Regions from separate parts of the Homo sapiens genome. Here region 2 is linked to region 1. The links are chromatin loops, found by intact Hi-C in ENCODE. Cell type or tissue: PC-9. All regions are shown on one strand. Each heading gives the region's core, and the rest is flanking DNA. Links, peaks and the distances in the headings are about the cores only.

Region 1 (5,384 bases), core at 84-5,083:
CAGCAAGACTCCGTGGGCATAGGACCCTCTGAGCCAGGTGCGGGATATAATCTCGTGTTGCGCCATTTTTTAAGCCCATCGGAAAAGCACAGTATTCGGGTGGGAGTGACCCGATTTTCCAGGTGCTGTCAATCACCCCTTTCTTTGACTCAGAAAGGGAACTCCCTGACCCCTTGCGCTTCCCAAGTGAGGCAATGCCTCGCCCTGCTTCTGCTCACGCACGGTGCGCGCACACACTGACCTGCGCCCACTGTCTGGCACTCCCTAGTGAGATGAACCCAGTACCTCAGATGGAAATGCAGAAATCACCCGTCTTCTGCGTTGCTCATGCTGGGAGCTGTAGACCGGAGCTGTTCCTATTCGGCCATCTTTCAATCTCAGTTTTGACTGCACAAGATTTCTGTAAACCTTTTAACCTTTACAATTTTCTATTAAAGAACAGATCAGTGCTCCAAGAAAACCCTGTTATTTTGACCCAGGGGCCTAACTCTGGCCCTGCATCAGTGTATTTTTGATATGCTCCATTTTTAGGAAAAATAATCCCCTTCTAATTTAGCCAACTTAATCACACATAAAATTCTTTTCATGAGATTAATCTTCTACAGGCCTTCTACAACTTGCTTAAACCTTCAGTTTTGTGTTGTATATCCCCTTTTTATATTGGCATTCTACCTTAGGTGAAAATTTACTTTCCTTGCCCTCTTGTTTTGACCACACAAAGTTCTCTCATGTAAAAGGAAAAAAATTATTCTTTTTAAAAACTCTTTTTGCATCTTACTTTCTTTATATACTCTGTATGTAGAATTGTTTGTCTTATACTTAGTAGTTTTAATTGCATATATTAATTCCAGTGTGAACTCTTAGTAACCCTGATTTTCAGTGAAAAACCTAGGAACCGATTTTACTTATGTGTCAGATGCAGATCCCAGGACAAAGGTTGGATGCAGCCTTTCCAGCATGGTCAAGAGGCATAGCTGACCCAGGGAGGATGCAGCCCAGGCACTGTCCCAAGGCCTCACCATGGCCACTATCTATACCACAGGATTTAAAGGCCCAAATTCAAAGACATAAGCTCACAGACAAATTAAGCAAGTGTCAAAAATATCATAAAAGCAACAGCTTTATGACTTTAAAATATCTAGTAGAGACATTATAAACAGATCTGATCAGTAGACCCAGGCAAAAATGTCTAAAATTCTGAAGACATTTCTATTATTTTATCAACAATTTAAAAACTATCTTTATTTACCAAAGAGTACTAAAGTCACAGGGACCTGAAAAGCATTTGGGTTATTTAACTTATGAGCCCTCATTTATTTATAAGTCAATGGTATCACAACCAATATACAAACAGCCATGTATATATGTACACATAATACAGACAGGCACAAATAAAGACATTATAGCTTTGATTTAAAACTCTTAACCATGAGACCTGTAAAAGTCACTAGCTTGAAAGGATGGTGGGATTCAAACTGTGTCTTTGTGAATGAAAAAGGTTAAAGTTTATCTCTCTCACAGGGCTGAAGCCCTTACGGAGTTTTAGAGAAAACATGATAGCAAATTTACTTCTCAAATCAGAGAGAGAGAGACAGAGAGAATTTGGCTTCTTTCAAGAAGGAGTTTGGGTGTGTTAGAGAAAGATTTAAAATGGATGCCAAGGTAACACAAATGATAGGAAAATGCCATAGCATTTTATAAGGAGACCAATTTTATTTAGATAAGTAGCTTTTAATTTAGCCTGTTTTCCAACTGGACTGCTATGTTCAGGGCAGAGCCCATTAAGAAACATGACCAACAAAGCATTTGTAATTTTTAATGGCCTAATAATTTATGTGAAAAGCAGGTGCAGTTGGGAGGCAGAACATCTAGATATTTAAAAATCAAGGACTCCACTTTTACACTTTATCCTGAGTTCCCAGAAAGAGGAGAATGCCATGGGACTGAGCCACGCAATGCTTTCACAGTGCACTTTACTAGAAACACATTTCTTTAAGTGTTTAAATCATGCCTTTTAAATCTAAACATGCAAAGAAATGAGTAGCCCTCTCTAATAGTAACCATTCATTATACTTCCTAAAGTAAGGAAGAGAAAAAAGAAAGCAAAAATAAAAATTTTAAAGTTTTTAGAAAATAACCATTCATTTTAAACAGCTGCTGTCAGCTACCTCCAAAACTGCAGCTCTTGCCATTGACTCAGCAGCCATCACACATACAAAGGTCAAGTGCTCTCTCACAGTACAGAGAAATCTCTGGTACCCCTCAAAGCCAAAGAGATCAGGTAATACAATACAAAAGAAAGCAGAGTTTTAGACCTGAGAGGAACTCGTCCATGACTCTTCAGACTCCACAGGAAGACAGAATACCCCAAAAAGAGGGTTAGTGGTACTCTTTTCTGTGTGCCTTAAGGGAATTTGAGTCATTAGAAGTCTCTTCTAGATTCTTTCATGTGCGACCAAAGACAACAAAGAGAAAGGAGGAACTTGTATATCAGCTTTTAATTAAGCTGACTTTAACCATAGAGCTTAAAAAAAAAAAGTCTTTGCATACCTCTTATTATCAGATTTTAGCCAGGAAAAATAGCTGGTATTCCTGGCATTTGAACTTTTGTTTTAACCAAAGGCAACCTCCCAAGTGACTCACCAAAACCAATAAGGCTTAACCAAGGTATGACTTTTTTTTTTTAATTTAAGTTCAAGGGTACATGTGCACAACATGCAGGTTTGATACATAGGTATGCATGTGCCATGTTGGTTTGCTGCATCCATCAACTCATCATTTACATTAGGTATTTCTCCTAATGCTATTCCTCCCCCAGTAGGCCCTGGTGTGTGATGTTCCCCACCCTGTGTCCAAGTGATCTCATTGTTCAGTTCCCACCTATGAGTGAGAACATGCAGTGTTTGGTTTTCTGTCCTTGTGATAGTTTGCTGAGAATGATGGTTTCCAGCTTCATCTAGCTTCATCCATCTCCCTGCAAAGGACATGAACTCATCCTTTTTTATGGTTGCCTAGTATTCCATAGTGTATATGTGCCACATTTCTTTAATCCAGTCTATCATTGATGGACATTTGGGTTGGTTCCAAGTCTTTGCTATAGAGAACAGTGCCGCAACAAACATACGTGTGCATGTGTCTTTATAGTAGTATGATTTATAATCCTTTGGGTACATACCCAGTAATGGGATGGCTGGGTCAAATGGTAATTCTAGTTCTAGATCCTTGAGGAATCGCCACACTGTCTTCCACAATGGTTGAACTAATTTACACTCCCACCAACAATGTAAAAGCATTCCTATTTCTCCACATCCTCTACAGCATCTGTTGTTTCCTGACTTTTTAATGATTGCCATTCTAACTGGTGTGAGATGGTATCTCATTGTGGTTTTGATTTGCATGTCTCTGATGACCAATGATGATGAGCATTTTTTCATGTGTCTTTTGCCTGCATAGATGTCTTCTTTTGAGAAGTGTATGTTTATATCCTTTGCCCACTTTTTGATGGGGTTGTTTTTTTCTTGTAAATTTGAGTTCTTTTTAGATTCTGGATATTAGCCCTTTGTCAGATGGGTAGATTGCAAAAATTTTCTCCCATTCTGTAGGTCACCTGTTCACTGTGATGGTAGTTTCTTTTGCTGTGCAGAAGCTCTTTAGTTTAATTAGATCCCATTAGTCTATTTTGGCTTTTGTTGCCATTGCTTTCGGTGTTTTTGTCATGAAGTTCTTGCCCATGCCTATGTCCTGAATGGTATTGCCTAGGTTTTCTTCTAGGGTTTTTATGGTTTTAGGTCTAACATTTAAGTCTTTAATCCATCTTGAATTAATTTTTGTACAAGTTGTAAGGAAGGGATCCAGTTTCAGCTTTCTACATATGGCTAGCCAGTTTTCCCAGCACCATTTATTAAATAGGGAATACTTTCCCCATTTCTTGTTTTTGTCATGTTTGTCAAAGATCAGATAGTTGTAAATGTGTGGTGTTATTTCTGAGGCCTCTGTTCTGTTCCATTTGTCTATATCTCTGTTTTGGTACCAGTACCATGCTGTTTTGGTTACTGGAACCTTGTAATATAGTTTGAAGTCAGGTAGCATGATGCCTCCAGCTTTGTTCTTTTACTTAGGATTGTCTTGGCTATGTGGGCTCTTTTTTTGGTTCCATAAGAACTTTGAAGTAGTTTTTTTTCCAATTCTGTGAAGAAAATCATTGGTAGCTTGATGGGGATGGCATTGAATCTATAAATTATTTTAGGCAGTATGGCCACTTTCACGATATTGATTCTTCCTCTCCATGAGCATGGAATATTCTTCCATTTGTTTGTGTCCTCTTTTATTTCATTGAGCAGTGGTTTGTAGTTCTCCTGAAGAGGTCCTTCATATCCCTTGTAAGTTGTATACCTAGGCATTTTATTCTCTTTGTAGCAATTGTGAATGGGAGTTCACTCATGATTTGGCTCTCTGTTTGTCTGTTAATGGTGTATAGGAATGCTTGTGATTTTTGCACATTGACTTTGTATCCTGAGACTTTGCTGAGTTGCTTATCAGCTTAAGGAGATTTTGGGCTGAGACGGTGGGGTTTTCTAAATATACAATCATGTCATCTGCAAACAGGGACAATTTGACTTCCTCATTTCCTAATTGAATACCCCTTATTTATTTCTCTTGCCTGATTGTCCTGGCCAGAACTTCCAACACCATGTTGAACAGGAGTGGTGAGAGAGGGCATCCCTGTCTTGTGCCAGTTTTCAAAGGGAATGCTTCCAGTTTTTGCCCATTCAGTATGATATTGTCTGTGGGTTTGTCATAAATAGCTGTCATTATTTTGAGATACGTTCCATCGATACCTAGTTTATTGAAGAGTTTTTTTTAGCATGAAGGGCTGTTGAATTTATCGAAGGCCTTTTCTGCCTCTATTGAGATAATCATGAGGTTTTTGTCATTGGTTCTGTTTATGTGATGGATTACGTCTATTGATTCGTGTATGTTGAACCAGCCTTCCATCCCAGGGATGAAGCTGACTTGATCATGGTGGATAAGCTTTTTGATGTGCTGCTAGATTTGGTTTGCCAGTATTTTATTGAGGATTTTCGCATCAATGTTCATCAGGGATATTGGTCTAAAATTCTCTTTTTTTTGTTGTATCTCTGCCAGGCTTTGGTATCAGGATGATTCTGGCCTCATAAAATGAGTTAGGGAGGATTCCTTCTTTTTCTATTGATTGGAATAGTTTCAGAAGGAATGGTACCAGCTCCTCTTTGTACCTCTGGTAGAATTTGGCTGTGAATCCATCTGGTCCTGGACTTTTTTTGGTTGGTAGACTATTAATTATTGTCTCCATTTCAGAGCCTGTTATTGGTGTATTCAGGGATTCAACTTCTTCCTGGTTTAGT
Region 2 (5,384 bases), core at 86-5,085, 100 kb before region 1:
GTATTCCAACATCTGATGACACCACAATTTATATATCCATTGGACTGTTCATAGATATTTTGGGTAGTTTCCACTTCCAAGCTGTTTATTTTTAATTGACACAATTCCAACAAACCTGTCAAGTGGACTTCTCAGACAATTGCTGATTAAAAACATCAAAATAGAAGAAATGGGGACATGGGGCGGTGTTGGGCTAGATGTCTTCTGGGAGTTTCATTGGTTCGGACTACTGTGATTTGAAGCATGGTGAGGGCAAGCAGAATAGAATCAAATCTCCTTTCTGTGTTCTCTTAGGGGACATTTATGGATAAAAAGTAACAGAGTCAGAAAAGACCAGATGAGTTTCTAAGCTTCAGAGTCATCTGCCCCCCTCCAGCTCCCCCAGCCCCCATTTTGGACCCTAAACAGACAAATAGCTGCTTCCTCTGCCACAAGGGCACACCTCAAATCCCACCTGACTGCCATCCTTTGTAATCTGTATCATGCAAAGGGACAGAAAACTGGGCACACAGTGGCGGCAAGGTCTGACCGATTGGGTAATTGGTCTTGGGCTCCCAGTCCAGGGACTGTATTCCACCTTGAGCCAAAGCCTGGCCACTGTGGAGAGAGGACATGCCTTCAGTCTGTTGTCCGACTGACCTGTGGTCAGACCCAGGAGAGACATGAAATAGGCTTCCAATCCATCCCTCTACAGTTAGGCTGAGGCACATTCTCAAATTACTCCTCTTTAGAAATCAATAACAGATAAAAGTATATTTCCCTGTACACATATTGAACAGTGCCTTTTACCATTATACGGTCTTACATTATCTCACTACACACACAGCTAAAACAGACTTCTTCACCTGCAGATTCTGCCTTGGTCAGCTCTATTTCTGGCGTAAAGTTTTGGGGTAGCCACTTTGAAAACAGAATTCTTACAGTTTATGCAGCTAAGATCAGGGACTCCCCGATCCTTTCATTTCCACCCTCTGTGCTAAATTCAGTCTGTGTGGGGAAATGGATAAAATGCTCACACACCAGCAAACTTCTTCCAGATACTTCCTTTGTGGGAAGAAAAGATGCCTTTGAGTGTGGATTTCTCAAGCTTAATTTCCTTTCCTATTATTGGATGCTGTTAGGACAGCCTCACCACCCAACATCCCCATGGATATTGCATCACCTGCAAAATGGGTTAGGAATGGAGCCCATTGCAAAGAAAACACAGCCCAGAAGGAGAAGGGGCTCGCTTATCACTCAGGAGAGCAGCGGGAGAGCTTAGGGCAGGGGCCTGGCTCCGAATGACCTTGGCTTTTCTGGCTGTTTTGTCTACTCTGCTCATCCGTCAAGGCTCAGCTCAAGTCTCCTATTCTCTGCCCACTCCATGCCACCTCCACCTCCATTTGCTGTGGTCTGACTGTCCGTGATCTGGCCCTGGTGTCAGGCTGTGGCTTGTGTTTTCCTGTAAGTCTCCTCTCCCTAATCAAATCATAAGCCCCTTAAGTTGTGGAAGAAGCTGGGTGAGTGGGCCCTGTCTTCTCTGTCTTCTGCCTGAATCCCATCATGACACTCAGCAAGTAGAAGTTCTCCATAACCTTTGGATGTGAAGTAATTGTGTGCTTGGGTTTTCTCTCTGTGGATGTGTTCTTGGTCAGGGATTTTTAAACTCACTTAAAATTCTGGGACATTGAAGGCCAGAGATGACAAGTACGTTTGAGGCAAGCATCATTTCCCTCTGATGGATTGCGTGTGACTGGAATCCTCCACTGAGTAGGCCCGGTATGTCTGGGCTCGGTGTGGAAAGGTGCTTAGCTCAATTAGCAACGCCTGTCTTCTTGAGCACAGAGTGGTAAGGAGTGGCAAGTGTGCCACAAATTTGCCATGCTTGATCTCATCCAACTGCTTCATCTTACAGTGGAAGAGACTGAGGTGCAGAGAGGGAAGTGACTTTATCCAAGGAAAATCAATTTCCTAAAAGGACTTTGCACTTCGGGCGGTGAGCTAACACATTGGCACCATTCAGAAGCAGCTGCCTAGAGCATGGTCTCCGTAAGACCATCTTCTGCTTCCCTTTGAGGTGGTGGATTTTGACATGGGAAGACATATTAGGAAAAGGCATGAGTCAGATCTTCTGAAGCCGCTAAAGAGCATATTAAGCCACCGACAGCTTTTTCTGATTTTTGGTTTTCTTGCAGTAGTTCATCTGTTTTTCTTTTCTTTTTTTTTTTTTTTCCTTTTTAATGTAAACAGACTTTCTCCTTTGTAGCCAGCCAAGTCTCCCCGGTGAATTTGTTAGAGTAGGACAACTTTTATGACTTCACAACTGAAAGAATCGTAAAAAGCAACTGGATGTCATAAGAATTGGTGCTGCTCCTTCTGAGATCAGGCCCCAAGGTTTGAGCTGAGACTTGGCTCTCCTTGTTGCTTGGAATTGGCCACACCATGTCACATTGCTTAGAGTCTACTTAGCATTTCCTTCGTTCTGAATTATTTTCGCATTGATTGTTTAAACTAGCCCCCAGTAGACAGTGAACTCCTCTAGGGCAGGGACCGTGACTTACTTATTAAGTCACATCTCTCCCACAGCCCAGCAGACTACCTTGAACTCTGCCCATTCACCAGTTCATTCACTCACAGATGGCTGCATGCAAAAGCCATTTGTGGAATGCCTACCTTGTACTGCCAGAACTCATTAGGGAGAGAACTGCTTGGGCAAGATGGGTCATGCAGATAACATCAACTATTAAAATTCTCATGCAACAAGGATTCAGCCCAATGTGACTTTCCTTTGCACAGCTTGAGCTTTTTAGAGTGGTGAACACCACTGACACAGGCTTCCAGAGGGATCTGATTAAAGGGAAGATTGGGAAAAGCTGATGAGAAGGTGACAGCGATTCTTTGAGGAGAAACAATATCTTCAGCTTCAGAGTCCTAACTAGTCCTTCCCTTCTTTTATTCTTTTTCTTTCATTTAACATATTTTTTGTGAAAAAATATATATACAAAAGTAGAGAAACTAGTATAACAAGCTCCACGACCCATCAATTATCTTTAACTCATGACCAATCTTGTTTCTTCTTTGTTTTACTCCCTGCCCCTGCCCTGGGTTATTTTGAAGCAAAGCGCAGATGTCAGATATCATTTCGCTTATATGTTTCAATATGTGTCTCTAAATGGGAATTTAAAAAAGATATTCATGATGCCACTATATATCTAAAATATTAGCAATGAACCCTTTAATAGTATCAAGTATACAGTTCTGTAATTGTCCCATAAATATTTCTTTTTTTATTTTTAAACAGTTTATCTATTTGTTTCAGTATCCAGATAAGGTCCATACATTGTGATTGGTCAGTATGTTTCCTAAGCCTCTTTGAATTTACAGCAGGAGCTTTTAACTAGGGGCAGTTTTGCTCCTAAAGGGGTAACTTGACAATGTCTGGGGACAATTTTGGTTGTCAAAACTGGGTTGGTGGGGAGTGTATCTAGTGGGTAGAAGCCAGGGATGCTGTTAAGCATCCTATCATGCTCAGGACAGCCCCCGAGACCCCTAACAACAAAAAATTATCCAGCCCCAATGACAAGGGTGTTGAGGTTGAGAACCCTGACCTAGAGGTTCCACCCCCTCTCTCTTTTCCTTGCAATTTATTAGTTGAGGAAAATAGAGTTTGTGCAGTCCCACAGAGTTCCCCTATGCTGGATTTTGCTCCTTGTGTGCCAGTGGTGCAATCTAACATGTTCCTGTGAGCTCTGTATTTCCTGTAACTGGGTGGTTGGAATGTTCACATTTTTCTCAAGGTGGCTCCTGTGCCCGTGCCACTCACAAATACAGGTATTTTCCTAGTGGGTGCGCTACTGCCTTCAGCTGGGTCCTCGTGTTGACCTGCCTTGTAGACAGGGCACACCTGCGGGAAACGTCACGCATCAGAGGAGAAGCACTTCCCCGGGCCCGGGCTCTGTCCTGGTGGCCCCATTTGGCCTCCCTGTGTGTCCTTCTTCCAACTGGGCTAGTCGTCCTCCAGCTTAAGCAAAACATCTGTCCTTTTGTGGTTTTCAATTTGACACTAAGAAACTTGACATTTACACAGATGCAAGTTTTCAAAGCAGGTTCCAGGAATTAAAGTTATTCTTAATCAAATTAGCCCTTGAAACAATCCGGAAGCTCTTGAGTCTGCAGCTGGCGTGCTGTCCATCCACACTCCCCAGATCTACAGGGGGCAATTCACACACAGCCCTTGCAGCGGCCCCCATGGCTTGTCCAAAAGCCAAATTCCTGCCATTCCAACGGTTGAGGACAAAAACCACAGAGACAAAGGTAGAGAACAAGACTCCTGCTTGTCAAGGAAAACAGCTCAGAGCCCTGCAATTTAATTTTTAAGACAGGCGAGGCCCTCACCCAATAATTGGGCATAAAGTAAGACACACAGTCAGCAGCAAGAGGTGAGAATTCACAGCAGAAAGAGTGGAGGGACCATTTCAAAGCCCCAGTGGTCTGCGCCTATTTAGGGCAGAGATAAATAGCCTACTCAGCTCTGTAGCCCCTAGGGCTGTAATTATAATCACCATCATCAGTGTCCAGGACACGTGTCTAAGTCATCAAGAGCAAGACCGAAGGAAAGTTGGTGCTGAAATGATGGAGGGAGAACTGTTTATTGCCCACTGCTCTGGGCGCTGGGAGTACAAGGGGAAAAGACACAAGCCCAGCCTTCAAGAAGTTTATGTGGGCGAACAGGAAGGATTTCTGTGGGGTGAAATTCCATAAATGAGGGAGCACAGTAAGGTAGACCTAATGCAGCTTGAGAAAACTTCCAGGAGAAGCCGACAGCTGGGTTGCGCCCAAGAGGAACAGAAGTTAGCCAGGTAGAAGGGTGACAACAGGACTCTACAGTTCAGACCTGCAAGGGGCATGGCCTGGCTGGCAGGTGGGGCAGGAGAGTGTCCATGAGAATGTTCTGTGCAGCAAACCAAGCACTCGAAGTTTGTTCTCTGAGCTGAAGGGAGTTTTGAAGGTTTTAAGTAGGGGAGGGACATGATGTGATTTACATTTTGGAAAAGGTTAATCTGGCTGAAAGGATCAGGACAGGAGGGGGAGCAAAAGCAGGGCTCCCTTAGTGGTTGACAGTAACCCAGGCAAGCAAGGGAAGGGCCTGAAGGCAGTGGAGGTAAAGAGGAAGGGGCAAGGGACAATGGGATTATTGCAAGGCATCCCCCAGAATGCTATCCCCTACAGGGTCAAAGCCATCTCTCCGGGAGGAGACAGACTCCTGGTGCTATTAAGGTCACAGATAGGGAGCGATGCTCTCTGGATCCCAACCCAGCTCTGACTCCCAACACCAAACCAGTTCCAGGCTGGCAGGGCTGTCCTGCATTTTATGTCTTTGATGAAATTATGCCCAATGTGATATG

Evidence for each region. Peaks named below come from ENCODE experiments on the same cell type or tissue, not always from the same donor. Only the 100,000 strongest peaks of a DNase experiment are listed, where the experiment ranks them.
Region 2: it touches region 1 in a loop (7-fold over the local background); 2 of 110 quality-filtered maps call a loop at or near these places.

The regions. Positions count from the first base shown.
Region 1 is chr6:44,760,131-44,765,514 of GRCh38, forward strand. All of the region lies in intron 1 of LOC101929770 (a long non-coding RNA gene), which reads left to right. Among named protein-coding and RNA genes, the nearest start is that of MIR4642, 330 kb to the left of the region's middle. RefSeq lists an enhancer at 1-87. In PC-9, for the core only: no CTCF peak of the experiment used is centred there; a DNase peak (open chromatin) is centred at 2,541.
Region 2 is chr6:44,658,796-44,664,179 of GRCh38, forward strand. No RefSeq gene overlaps it. Among named protein-coding and RNA genes, the nearest start is that of MIR4642, 230 kb to the left of the region's middle. In PC-9, for the core only: no CTCF peak of the experiment used is centred there; a DNase peak (open chromatin) is centred at 2,696; H3K27ac peaks cover 666 bases.